3 separate regions of the Homo sapiens genome follow, and regions 1 and 3 are each linked to region 2. Evidence: chromatin contacts called from ENCODE Hi-C or POLR2A ChIA-PET data. All regions are on one chromosome and are shown on one strand. Each heading gives the region's core, a stretch centred on a gene start or an enhancer-like site at or near the end of the contact. The rest is flanking DNA. Distances are from core to core; before and after follow the strand shown.

Evidence for each region. Hi-C counts contacts between places; a loop is a spot of excess contacts on that map. ChIA-PET counts read pairs that join two places held with the same protein, here RNA polymerase II (POLR2A). Pooled maps may share reads with other maps.
Region 1: a loop to region 2 is called in a map of naive thymus-derived CD4-positive, alpha-beta T cell, with 17 times the contacts of the local background. The contact joins the promoter of STAT6 here to the promoter of HNRNPA1 in region 2. A Hi-C loop is called at or near these places in 1 of 168 maps with a recorded cell type or tissue (naive thymus-derived CD4-positive, alpha-beta T cell) and 1 of 50 pooled maps. POLR2A ChIA-PET finds 5 or more read pairs at or near these places in 1 of 52 experiments (naive thymus-derived CD8-positive, alpha-beta T cell).
Region 3: a pooled map shows a loop between it and region 2 (1.9-fold over the local background). The contact joins the promoter of ATP5F1B here to the promoter of HNRNPA1 in region 2. A Hi-C loop is called at or near these places in 1 of 37 single-sample maps with no recorded cell type and 8 of 50 pooled maps. POLR2A ChIA-PET finds 5 or more read pairs at or near these places in 1 of 52 experiments (activated CD4-positive, alpha-beta T cell).

What each region holds. Positions count from the first base shown.
Region 1 is chr12:57,109,163-57,112,957 of GRCh38, reverse strand. STAT6 (signal transducer and activator of transcription 6) reads left to right here and starts at 1,596. Exons shown (of 22, transcript NM_003153.5): 1 at 1,596-1,829. LOC124902946 (a long non-coding RNA gene) reads right to left here and starts at 2,236. Exons shown (of 2, transcript XR_007063334.1): 1 at 1,117-2,236; 2 at 79-1,001. RefSeq lists a silencer at 378-537 and enhancers at 577-1,522, 1,523-2,470.
Region 2 is chr12:54,278,363-54,282,129 of GRCh38, reverse strand. It overlaps HNRNPA1 (heterogeneous nuclear ribonucleoprotein A1), which reads right to left and starts at 1,404. Exons shown (of 11, transcript NM_031157.4): 1 at 1,308-1,404; 2 at 628-744; 3 at 189-335; 4 at 1-40. The coding sequence starts at 1,322. It overlaps CBX5 (chromobox 5), which reads left to right and starts at 2,008. Exons shown (of 5, transcript NM_012117.3): 1 at 2,008-2,122. It overlaps SCAT2 (S-phase cancer associated transcript 2), which reads right to left. Exons shown (of 2, transcript NR_157844.1): 2 at 3,067-3,478. RefSeq lists enhancers at 125-883, 1,626-1,685, 1,696-1,785, 2,076-2,125, 1,644-2,403 and 1 more and a cis regulatory region at 309-2,609.
Region 3 is chr12:56,644,544-56,648,222 of GRCh38, reverse strand. It overlaps ATP5F1B (ATP synthase F1 subunit beta), which reads left to right and starts at 2,239. Exons shown (of 10, transcript NM_001686.4): 1 at 2,239-2,386; 2 at 2,870-3,052; 3 at 3,268-3,442. The coding sequence starts at 2,260. It overlaps SNORD59A (small nucleolar RNA, C/D box 59A), which reads left to right and starts at 3,122; the gene lies at 3,122-3,196. RefSeq lists enhancers at 1,722-2,430, 2,152-2,481, 2,431-3,141.

The sequences.
Region 1 (3,795 bases), core at 347-2,846, 2.8 Mb before region 2:
CACATACACCCTCAATATCCTTTTGGCAGTAACATGACCCCCAAATCTGGGGACTTCTATGTAGGATGGAGACCCTTCTCCTTTCCTCATACCTGGTTTATTATGAACCATAAAAATAGTGCCTGACAGTTACTGTGTGTCAGGCATTGTTCTAAGCCTTCAGATGTTTTACTGCATTTTATTCTCACATTATGGGTTAAGACTTATTTGCTCCATTTTACAGATGACGAGAATGAATCACAGAGTAAATTGCTCAGGGTTGTGTGGTTAGCAGCATTAGCAGGATTTGAACCCAAGCAGCCTGTATCCACAGTCCAGTCTTTTAACTGCTATATTTTGCTGTGTTCAAACCCTCTGCTGCCTGGCTGGGTCCACACACGTGCACTCATGTACAGACCTGCGGGGTAGCAAGGGATGGAGGAGGAGGAGCTGGTTCTGGAAATCAATTCAGGCACCAGGGGGCAGCATAGGCCTAGCTTTGGCCCCTCAGCCCAGCCCCTGCTATGGGAGGGAGGAGGGGAGTAGAAACTTCCTCCCACCGCCCCTCAGACACCACCTCTTCCACACACCGGGGCTCTCAGGTGTCCGGGAGTAAAGGCCTCTCTGGATCCCTTGGTCTCCTCCAGCTCCTCCCCCAGCAAAAACTGCAGAACCCTCCACTAGTTATGTTGATGACTCAGAAGTTGAGCAAGACTGTGTGTGTGTGTGTGTGTGTGTGTGTGTGTGTGTGTGTGTGGTGTTGTGATTGCAATGGGCTCTGTTTGTGAGCCTGCCTGCACGTGTGTGTGTGTGTGTGTGTGTGTGTGTGTGTAGTCTTGTGGTCAGGGAAGTTGTGCATGTGTGTGTTTGTTTCTTGGCGTGTCTCAGTGTTTACCCCAGAAACATATAGGAACTTGGCAGATAGGAACACAGCAGATTCGTATTCAAACTTGCCCCTTGTGAATCTGCAGGCAGCAGCTCCGGCTTGTGCTGGTTCCCACCACAGTCTCAGGAGGGGTGCCCTGTGAGGAGAGAGCAAAGACCAGCTTCAGTCCAAGGGACTCCTAGAGTCTTCCAGAATTCTGAGCTGAGGGTTCCCCTCCCCCACTCCCTCCCGTCAGTGGTCACGAGACCGACCTCTAAGGCGTTCCCTGCCGGAAGGGAGGGGGACCTAGGAGTTGGCTGGCATCGAGCTCCCTGGCGGCTTTTTAGGGTCCTCCACTGGAGGGAGCGCAGAGTCCAGAGGGATTTACTTTTCCTGAGGCCCTGGGGAGCCCAGTCCCTTGTGGGTCCAAACCCCAGCCCTTGGCAGAGTTTGAGTTTGGGAGCCAGGCAGTTAGGGGTGGCAAATCTCTGTTTGATATTGGGTGACTTTCTGGAGAAAAGCTGATGCTTTTGAGGGGGACAGAGTAAGTGGGGGTCAGCCTCCCCCCAAGCCTGGCTCCAAGGCCTGGACCCCAGTCCTGATCCCCCACGTGTTCCCCCACTCGGCACAGGAGGCACACATATTCACCCCACTTTCTTCCTCTTCCTCCTCCAGCCCACTTTCTCTTCTCTGTGTCGTCAGAGCTCCAGGGAGGGACCTGGGTAGAAGGAGAAGCCGGAAACAGCGGGCTGGGGCAGCCACTGCTTACACTGAAGAGGGAGGACGGGAGAGGAGTGTGTGTGTGTGTGTGTGTGTGTGTGTGTATGTATGTGTGTGCTTTATCTTATTTTTCTTTTTGGTGGTGGTGGTGGAAGGGGGGAGGTGCTAGCAGGGCCAGCCTTGAACTCGCTGGACAGAGCTACAGACCTATGGGGCCTGGAAGTGCCCGCTGAGAAAGGGAGAAGACAGCAGAGGGGTTGCCGAGGTGAGGGGTTGCCTCCGAGGTGGGTGCGGGGGCCTCTATGAGTGCATGGGGGTGGATTCGTGGGGGGAGCTCTCGGGATCCTCCCCTGGCTGGGTGGATGGTCCCCAAGAGATGGTTTCAGCTAGTGTTGGTGGCTGGTGGCACTGGGTTTTAGCAGTTTCGAACTCCTGGAGGAATCTGGGAGGGTCCAGGCCTCAGTACTCCCCTCCCCCATGGGTCACGTTTTCACAGCCTCACCCCTGCACCCCCAGGGCCATGGAAAGTCAGGGAAAGGAGGTGAAGGAGTGCCCCTCTGCCCTGAGTCGGGGGAAGTGGCCGCCCCTCCCTGGAAGGTTGATGCCAGAGGGCAGTGGATCCTTGTTAAACCCCTATCCTGCCCTCCACTAAAGGTTCCTGTTCAAGGGTGTGGCTGGGGCGTGAGCAAGCCCCAGATGTAGACCTCATGGTGGCCCAGACGAGGGGGAATTTCCCCCTCAAAACTGCTCCACGCTTGGCTGCTGTAGACGCTGAGATTTCCCAGCGGCGGCGCCGAGTTAACCCTCCTCGTGCTGAACTGGCTCCACCTCCCCGCCTGCCCCCACCGCCACATTCACGCATTGGGCAACTCAGAGAAGCTGTTTTAACTTTCGATCCTGTGGTCCCACAATCAGAGGACTCGGGCAGATAGGGGTTGAGATAAGCGAGTTTAGGCCACCAAGCGGGCGGACGAGGATCCCAGACCTTGCGCTTCCCTTCTGAGTTTGGGAGGTAACACTGGCCCCGCCCCTCACGCCGTGGCTCCTCCCTCCCTTCCCCTTCAAGGGGCTGAAGACAAAAGGTGCCCCTGTCCTGGTCAAGCCAATCGACCCAGCCTTGTTATGGGTTGGGGTGGGGAGAAATGTGTCCTCCTGATGGCTGGGGAAGAAGAGGGGTTGGATATTTCTAGCCAGGGCCATGCCAGGAGGCTGGTCACTCTGCAAGGGGATGCAGAGGAAAGCGGTGCCCACTCACTCCAGAGGACCTTTCTCTCTTGGGCTAGAGAAAGGCCTATTGGAGGAACCTGAGCAGGAGGGGTAAGGATTCTGCCTTGAGGAGAAAAGAGCTGGGGTAAGTGGGCACTGGAGGAAAGAGGGGCATGAAGGTCTTGGAGCAGAAACGTCCAGAGAAGGGACCTCTCCATTTTCCATCCCTCTGAGAGGCCTGGGAGAGGTGAGAGGCTGAACGTGCAACAGGAGGACTTGGGGTTACTGGGTTTGGGGAGACCTGGGGAGTTGTCATCCCATCCTCTCCCTCATCTCTGGGAGAGGGATATTATGAGAAACGTGAACTGAGAGGCCCCTGGGAAACCACTGGTTACCCAGTCCTCCCTGAACCTGGAAATGGGGATGCAACCCCCTCTTCTACTTCCCTGTCCCCTCCTCTCCTTTCTACCTGTTTTCGTCTCTCATCTTTGCCTTCTAGCCCTCCAGCTTCCTCTCTCTTCTAGGCTCTTTCCTCCTAGCTTACTAAACCCGCCTTTTTTCCAGTCTCTTCCATCCTCTTCCTTAGTTCTCTCTACTTTCCTTTTCCACCTCTCCTCCTTCAAGTCTCCTCCCACCTTCCCCCACTTCTTAGGATGATCAGATTTGCCCCTGGAAGGGATCCTAACAACACAGTGCGATGGTTAATCCCCACTCAGATTCAAAGCCTGCTTTCCAAACTCACTTACTGAGTGGCCTTGGGCAGAGTAGAGAAACTCCTTAAGCCTCAGTTTCTTCATCTATAAAATGGGATATTATATATTTTAAAAAGTGTCGTGAGGCCTGAAGGAGATAATACACTGAGTGTAATGCCTCATACACAGTAAGTGCTTAACAAATAGTAGCTGTTATTACTCTCCCATCCTCTTCATCATCTAGCCTTGTGGTTTTCATTTTTATTTTATTTCATTTATTTATTTATTTATTTTGAGGCAGAGTCTCTCTCTGTCGCCCAGGCTGGAGTGCAG
Region 2 (3,767 bases), core at 155-2,654:
TCTTTTTCACAGTTAAGTGGGCACCTGGTCTTTGAGAATCCTAATAGGAGAAAAACCATAGGTTTAGATTAGCAAAGCCTATACTCGAATAAAAAATTTTGGTAAGTTTAGAAAACTCCCGAATCTTAAGTCCATAGCAGCACATATCCAAGTAAGTTTAAGAAGAAGAAGAAAAAAAACCCACTCACTTCTCTGGAGACAGCTCTCTTTGGTTCCACAACTCTTCCATCCACCTTGTGTGGCCTTGCATTCATAGCTGCATCCACCTCCTCCACAGTGGCATATGTGACAAACCCAAAGCCCCTGGAGCGCTTGGTGTTTGGATCTCTCATTACCTGAGAACAGTGTTAATTTATGTAACACAAAGTCTGACCGCAAAAGCTTTTGTCATTTTAACTTTGAATAGGGCAATAGGAAACTTTACACCAGCCTTTTATAAAAAGTCGTCCAGTTTCCCACTACCCTAGATTTAAGAGGTAGCTTTTAAAATCAAAGCAGGACGTTCCTTTGCCAACAAAGCTCTAACTATAATGCTATTAACTACTTTCATAAGCATTCGGAGAAGACTGCACCAAGATAAGCCAAGGAAATCGGCTGTTTTACTGCTTTGTCCCTTCCAAATCTTACCACACAGTCCGTGAGCGTTCCCCATTGCTCAAAATGGCTCCTCAGGCTCTCATCAGTTGTTTCAAAGCTCAACCCTCCAATGAAGAGCTTCCTCAGCTGTTCGGGCTCTTTAGGAGACTAGAGTGGGGGGAGGGGGAAGTGTTAAATGGGCTACAACACGAAACAATTTCCATCGAGGAAAAGAAAAACTAGACACCAACTGTGTACCTAGCACTTATTGTTCGTTCAGGTCGCAACAAGACACGTGCTTCTGCCTATCAAGGGAGGCCGTATGCTGGAGTTGGGAGTGCTAGGAAATCGCAAGCGCATGCGTCCCTAGTCGCCTTCCGACGCACGCGCAACAAAGGCTTGGGCGGTAGGGGTGCATCTCCACAATGGGACTAATCGCTCTTTAGAAAACTCGCTCACCAAGGCAAGGTTTAAAAAAAGACAAAGATCCTGTGTGCCTAAGAATTTTGCTACGAGTAACGAGTCCCGCATGATAACTCATGGTTGGCGGAGAGCGGCCTCATGGCGATCAAGAGGACAAAATGGCGACTTGAACTTTGGGAGGGGTAGGCCGTGGCAGCGACCGAAGGAACTGTAGAATGGGCTGGTGCAAGGAACGAAACCCAGCAGCATCTTACCGATTCAGGAAAGGGAGAGGAAAAAATTCAAGTGGGAAAGCGCGCCTAACTCACCTCTGACTTAGACATGACGGCAGGGTGAAGAGAGACTTTAACGATGCTTCTTCGGCGGCGTCCACGGGCAGAAAGGAGCAAGCTGACGAACGTATCTGCCAGCCTACCTTCGCCCTCTCTTTTTTACCCCGCCTCCTCGCTTTCGGCATTGGTAGACTCCGCCCTGGAACAGCTCTGATTGGATACTTGAAATCGCTTCCCCCTGCTATTGGCCTGTGGTGCCACATTGCTGTGTAACGTCATTCCTTCGGTCGTTCTACGCCGTCTCCACCCCTTGGAGTCCATTGGTTCCCGAGTAATGTTATTGTTAACCAGTCTGATTGGCCAACCGACCAATCATTCACATTTGAATCTACCTTGGGTGTTTAACATCTTTTTAATCTTCCACGCGCAAATATTACAGTCAAGTCGCTTGGCAAAGCATGATTAACACTATGTATTAGACAAGCAGCCAGGAGGTAACAATTTTTTTGCAATGAACTCTTGTTGACCGCACGTGTAGTAAAATGGCGAGTTTTGCGCAGGCGCATTAAGAAGTTCCACCTGCCTCTGAGAACACGTGAAATGGCGGGCAGGAGTAGGCAGTGAACCTACGGCGCCTGCGTGTTGGCGGGAGTTTGTCCTAGCTTTGCGCATGCGTAGTGGGCGGAGAAAAAAGGTCCGGTCCCAGGATTGGTTGCGCAGGCGCAGGGAAGGATCCGTTTTGGCGGGCGGTTGGCGTTGCGCAGAAGGCGGCGGCGGTGGTGGCTTGTGGTGCGGCCTCACCATACAGGAACAGGGCAGACGTTAGCGTGAGTGATCACTCTCAATCCCGGGTAAGTGGCAGACAGTCTTATCTACCCATAGTAGGTCTTGAACTGACTCCATTTGGGCCCGTTATTGTGTGAAATGAATGGACGGCGGGGTGGGGGGATAGTGAAGGGGCAGCGGTGGGTCGGGCCAACCAATAGAAGAACAGGGGGCGGGATGTTTTAATCCCCGTAGGTTCTTTGGAGCTGTGCAGCCGAAGACTTTGACTGGCTTGTGTATAGGCCAATTGGGTCTGCCTTGAGCTGCCGACTGATCGGCCCTTGGGCCATCGGAATGTGGGAGACGGGTTTTCCCCTTCTGAGCAGCGTCTCACTGAGCCAGTGAGCAGGAAGCGCGCGGTAGGTTGGGCTTCTCCAGGAGGCAGCGGTTTGACTCCAATGGGGAATGCGGGATCGGGCGGTTAAACGGATGGAACGAATCTGGAACCAGTAGACGGACAGCCTAAGGAAAGCGCTGGGACCAGTCGTCCAATCGGCTCTCCAAAAGAGGGAGGTCTTCGATTTGGGGTTGTGAGGAAGGGGAGTCGGTGCCTGTAATGGCGTGTGAGGGTGGATGTTTTATCCACGATGACTTCTCTAACGAAGCCTTTAGGCCTCAGTCCCATACACCTCCTTGAAAGCGTAAGTTTGCTCCTGTATTCCTCGACTTGAGCATTTTTCCCCCGCCCCCTCACCACTTGAGGTTTGGGGAACAGGAGTTGTTTTTTTTTGTTTGTTTGTTTTTAAATAATACTTTCAGAAGTCGCTTCTTTAGGAAGACTGTTAAAATGTTAGAACGAATGGGAGAAATCTCTATGTACTGTCATGGAAAGGCGTTCAAGAAATATCTCCTTCCTGATAGTGCATATTTCTACTGACAAATATGTTTGTAGGTCCACAGAAAAGTTTTGGAAAGCTACACACCAAAGTGTCAATCCTAGGGACACAGTAGGATCGAGGCAGATTAGATCTTTAATGTTTAAAACTTTGCAAGGTTAATAATTTGTGATTAAAATTAAATAAAAAATGAAGTCGATTGTTTTGTGTTTCTAGTCATAATCACATACTTACAACCCCTTTTCTGTTTTATGTAATCCATGTGCCCAGTGCTTTTATTTTAGTCTCTTTCTCCCGGGAACTTTCATATATTTCTTTTCTTTACACCATTGAAGATATCCTAAAGTCCCTCTTTTTGCTGTTCCTTTGAGGATATCTGACTTTGGAATAAAAAAGAAACAAAGAGGGTAATATTTAGGGTTCTGGGGACAGAAGATTCATCCATCACCTGGATTATTCCTTGCCTTTTAATTAGATTTCCTTCGAAGTGTGTTTTACATGCAGTCTATCTCCTTTTGGTAATGCCCACTCTGCTTATTCCAGGATCTTTTGGAGAAATAAATAAATTTTGATAACATTGGCTGTATCAGAGTCTTACTGCTTTATTCAATAATTTATTCAGGATCAAGGGAAAATATTTAAATACTGAAAATCAACTACCTATGAAATACACTTATAATTAGAGACCTTTCCGACTTTATACCAAAGACAGACGATTTTAATAGCAGTTTATGAACAGAGGAGAGATTTCCATGTTCTCTGGCACTAGCAAAAGGACAAACCTATAATTTATACCTGGCTGTAAACCTATTTGTAGGTATGCTAGTAATGGAGT
Region 3 (3,679 bases), core at 990-3,489, 2.4 Mb before region 2:
GCCCGCCTTGGCCTCCCTAAGTGCTGGGATTATAGGAGTGAGCCACCGCGCCCGGACTAATTTTTTTGTATTTTTAGTAGAGGCCGGGTTTCATCTTGTTGGCCAGCCTGGTCTCAGGTGATCTACAGGCCTTGGCCTCCCAAAGTGCAGGGATTACAGGTGTAAGCCACCACACCCAGCCAAAATCCTATGTTTTGATGCAGTCCACTGAAATTAGTTTTGATCCCACTCCACCATGGAATGATTTCCTAGTTGCCAAACCCAAACCCAGAGGATTTTTTTCAGCCCTAATTTTTTTTTCTTCTTTTTTATTTTTCTTTTTTTGTTGAGACAGGGTCTCACAACGTCAGCCAGCATGGAGTACAATGGTGCAATCTTAGCTCTCTGCAACCTCTACCTCCTGGGCTCAAGCCATATTCCCATCTCAGCTTCCCCAGTAGCTGGGACTACTGGCACATGCCACACCTGGCTAATTGTGTGTCTGTGTGTGTGTGTGTGTGTGTGTTTATTTTTTTACATATTTTTTAGAGACAAGGTTTCACCACGTTGCCCAGGCTGGTATTGAACTCCTGGGCTCAAGTTATCCACCCACCTCGGCTTCCCAAAGTGTTGGGATTACTGGGCTGGCCGTGCCCAGCCCAGCCCTTTTTACTTATTTTATTATTTATTTATTTATTTATTTTTTATTATTATTTTTGAGACGGAGTCTCGCTCTGTCACCAGGCTGGAGTGCAGTGGCACGATCTCAGCTCATTGAAACCTCCGCCTTCCAGGTTCACGCCATTCTCCTGCCTCAGCCTCCTGAGTAGCTGGGACTACAGGCGCCCGCCACCACGCCCAGCTAATTTTTGTATTTTTAGTAGAGACGGGGTTTCACCATGTTGGCCAGGATGGTCTAGATCGCTTGACCTCATGATCTGCCCACCTCGGCCTCCCAGAGTGCTGGGATTACAGGCGTGAGCCACCGTGCCCAGCCTATTTTATTTTATATATTTATTTTATTTTTTTAGAGAGTCTCACTCTGTCGCCCAAGCTGGAGTGCAGTGGCGCTATCTCGGCTCACTGCAAGCTCCGCCTCTCGGATTTACGCCATTCTCCTGCCTCAGCCTCCCAAGTAGCTGGGACTACAGGCGCCCGCCACCACGCCCGGCTAATTTTTTGTATTGTTAGTAGAGACCGGGTTTCACTGTGTTAGTCAGGATGGTCTCGATCTCCTGACCTCGTGATCCGCCCGCCTTGGCCTCCCATAGTGCTGGGATTACAGGCGTGAGCCACCGCGCCCAGCTAATTTTTGTATTTTTAGTAGAGACGGGGTTTCACCATGTTAGCTAGGCTGGTCTCGAACTCCTGACCTCAGGTGATCCACCTGCCTCGGCCTCCGAAAGTACTGGGATTACAGGCGTGAGCCACCGCTCCCAGCCTACCCTAAGAATTTCTATTCACATTTCATAGCTGAGGTCTCTCAGCTTCCTTCAAGGTGGACAATTCTGTATCTCTAGGTGACCCAATTTTATCCCCTCGTCTTTCGTGCACCCAGTTTATGCTAACCAGGAACCATCACATTATTGCATTGTTTGTTCACCTGGACCTTAAAAGGAAGGTTCTTAGTCTTATTTATCTTATTATTGAGTCTCCTCAATGCCCTGCTAAAGTACTGGTTACATTAGTTTATTTCATTTTAATAGGTTTAAATGATAAAGATCCTGTCTAGGTTGCTAATCTGTGCAATCGCCTGGGAGCTTGCAATCTCACTACTTCGAGAGAAAAACCTTATTTTGGCTCTAAAGAGGGCTCCTGACTTCGCCACGCTCACCTTCAGTGGTGCTTCACCGCACTACCACTTCCCTAACCACCGCCCCTATGGCTGTCACCTAGATCAAGGACCTATCTAAGGAGAAAGCCCAAGGACAGGCAAAGACAGGCCACGCACTTTCAACAGGAACTCGGCCCCTTTCCTAAACGTAGTTCCTCTGATTACCCTGTCCAACGGACGTCGCTATGATCCAATTAAGTTTTGAGGCTCAGAGTGACGCCCTCTAACCTCACACTGTCCAATAAAAAAAGGAGTTTCAGATTAGCACCAGTTTTGACCAATGGATGAGAAGATCAGCGTGTATTAACCTGTAGAAGCAGCACAGAGAATGATGAGCAGCCAGTTCACCCAATGGACCTGCCTACTGCAGCGTAGGCCTCGCCTCAACGGCAGGAGAGCAGGCGGCTGCGGTTGCTGCAGCCTTCAGTCTCCACCCGGACTACGCCATGTTGGGGTTTGTGGGTCGGGTGGCCGCTGCTCCGGCCTCCGGGGCCTTGCGGAGACTCACCCCTTCAGCGTCGCTGCCCCCAGCTCAGCTCTTACTGCGGGCCGCTCCGACGGCGGTCCATCCTGGTAAGTGCTTTTCTCTAGGAGCTAACGTTCCATTTTGCCGCCCCATGACCTTGAGCCGGGGAACGATGGTAGCTCGGGCCTAAGGGATCCGTGGTGTTAAAAGGATGCCTGGAGCCGCGTCTTGCTCTCTAATGGCTGGAGAACAAGAATGGGACACCCATAGGAGGTTTCTTCGACCCAGCTCTGTCCCATTTTGTATAAAGTCCTTTGTGTGACGGAAAAGGTGCGGGCAGGTGCGTTGACCTTCCGGTTGAATAGGGGTACTGAACTCTCGAAAAATGGGGTCTTGTGCATGCGGATGGGAAGGCTGTGCAGGCGCTTTATCGATCGCTGCGCGGCCTTCCCTCTTGGACACGCGTTCCGTACAAGCGGAAAGAGGCCTGACTTCGGCTGAGTTTTCCTCTCCTTGTGTGTTAAGTCCTGGCTTCCGATGACCTTTAACTGGCCTGACCCCAGCTCCTTCCAATATCTTTTGTCTGTTAGTCAGGGACTATGCGGCGCAAACATCTCCTTCGCCAAAAGCAGGCGCCGCCACCGGGCGCATCGTGGCGGTCATTGGCGCAGTGGTGGACGTCCAGTTTGATGAGGGACTACCACCAATTCTAAATGCCCTGGAAGTGCAAGGCAGGGAGACCAGACTGGTTTTGGAGGTGGCCCAGCATTTGGGTAAGTAGAGTTTGTTAGGAATAGTAAAGACCTTGTGTAGCCCAAATATCCCCAAAACCAAGCTGTCTGCCTTCTATGATGATTTTATCAAAATGACTTTCGTTCTTCTGAGTTTGCTGAAGCCACATTTAGGTACTGAGAAGGAGTCTTGGTCGATTTAGGTCTTGATACCAATTTATCCTTATGTATAACCCTGCGATGCCTGTATCTAACAGGTGAGAGCACAGTAAGGACTATTGCTATGGATGGTACAGAAGGCTTGGTTAGAGGCCAGAAAGTACTGGATTCTGGTGCACCAATCAAAATTCCTGTTGGTCCTGAGACTTTGGGCAGAATCATGAATGTCATTGGAGAACCTATTGATGAAAGAGGTCCCATCAAAACCAAACAGTAAGTTGCTCTTATTGCATCTATGCACAAAGGAACTTCTGTTATTTGCAGTTTTACACATTAAGGTGACATGTTCTCCTAAAGCAGAATTTTTCTTCTGATACGTTCGATTATTAAAATCACACAGTGCAGTTTCACCTGAAGAAATTAGGATGCAGAATTTCTGATTGACAAAAGCCTACTACTTGAGGTTTTTTTTTTTGAGAGGGAGTTTCGCTCTCGACTCACTGCAACCTC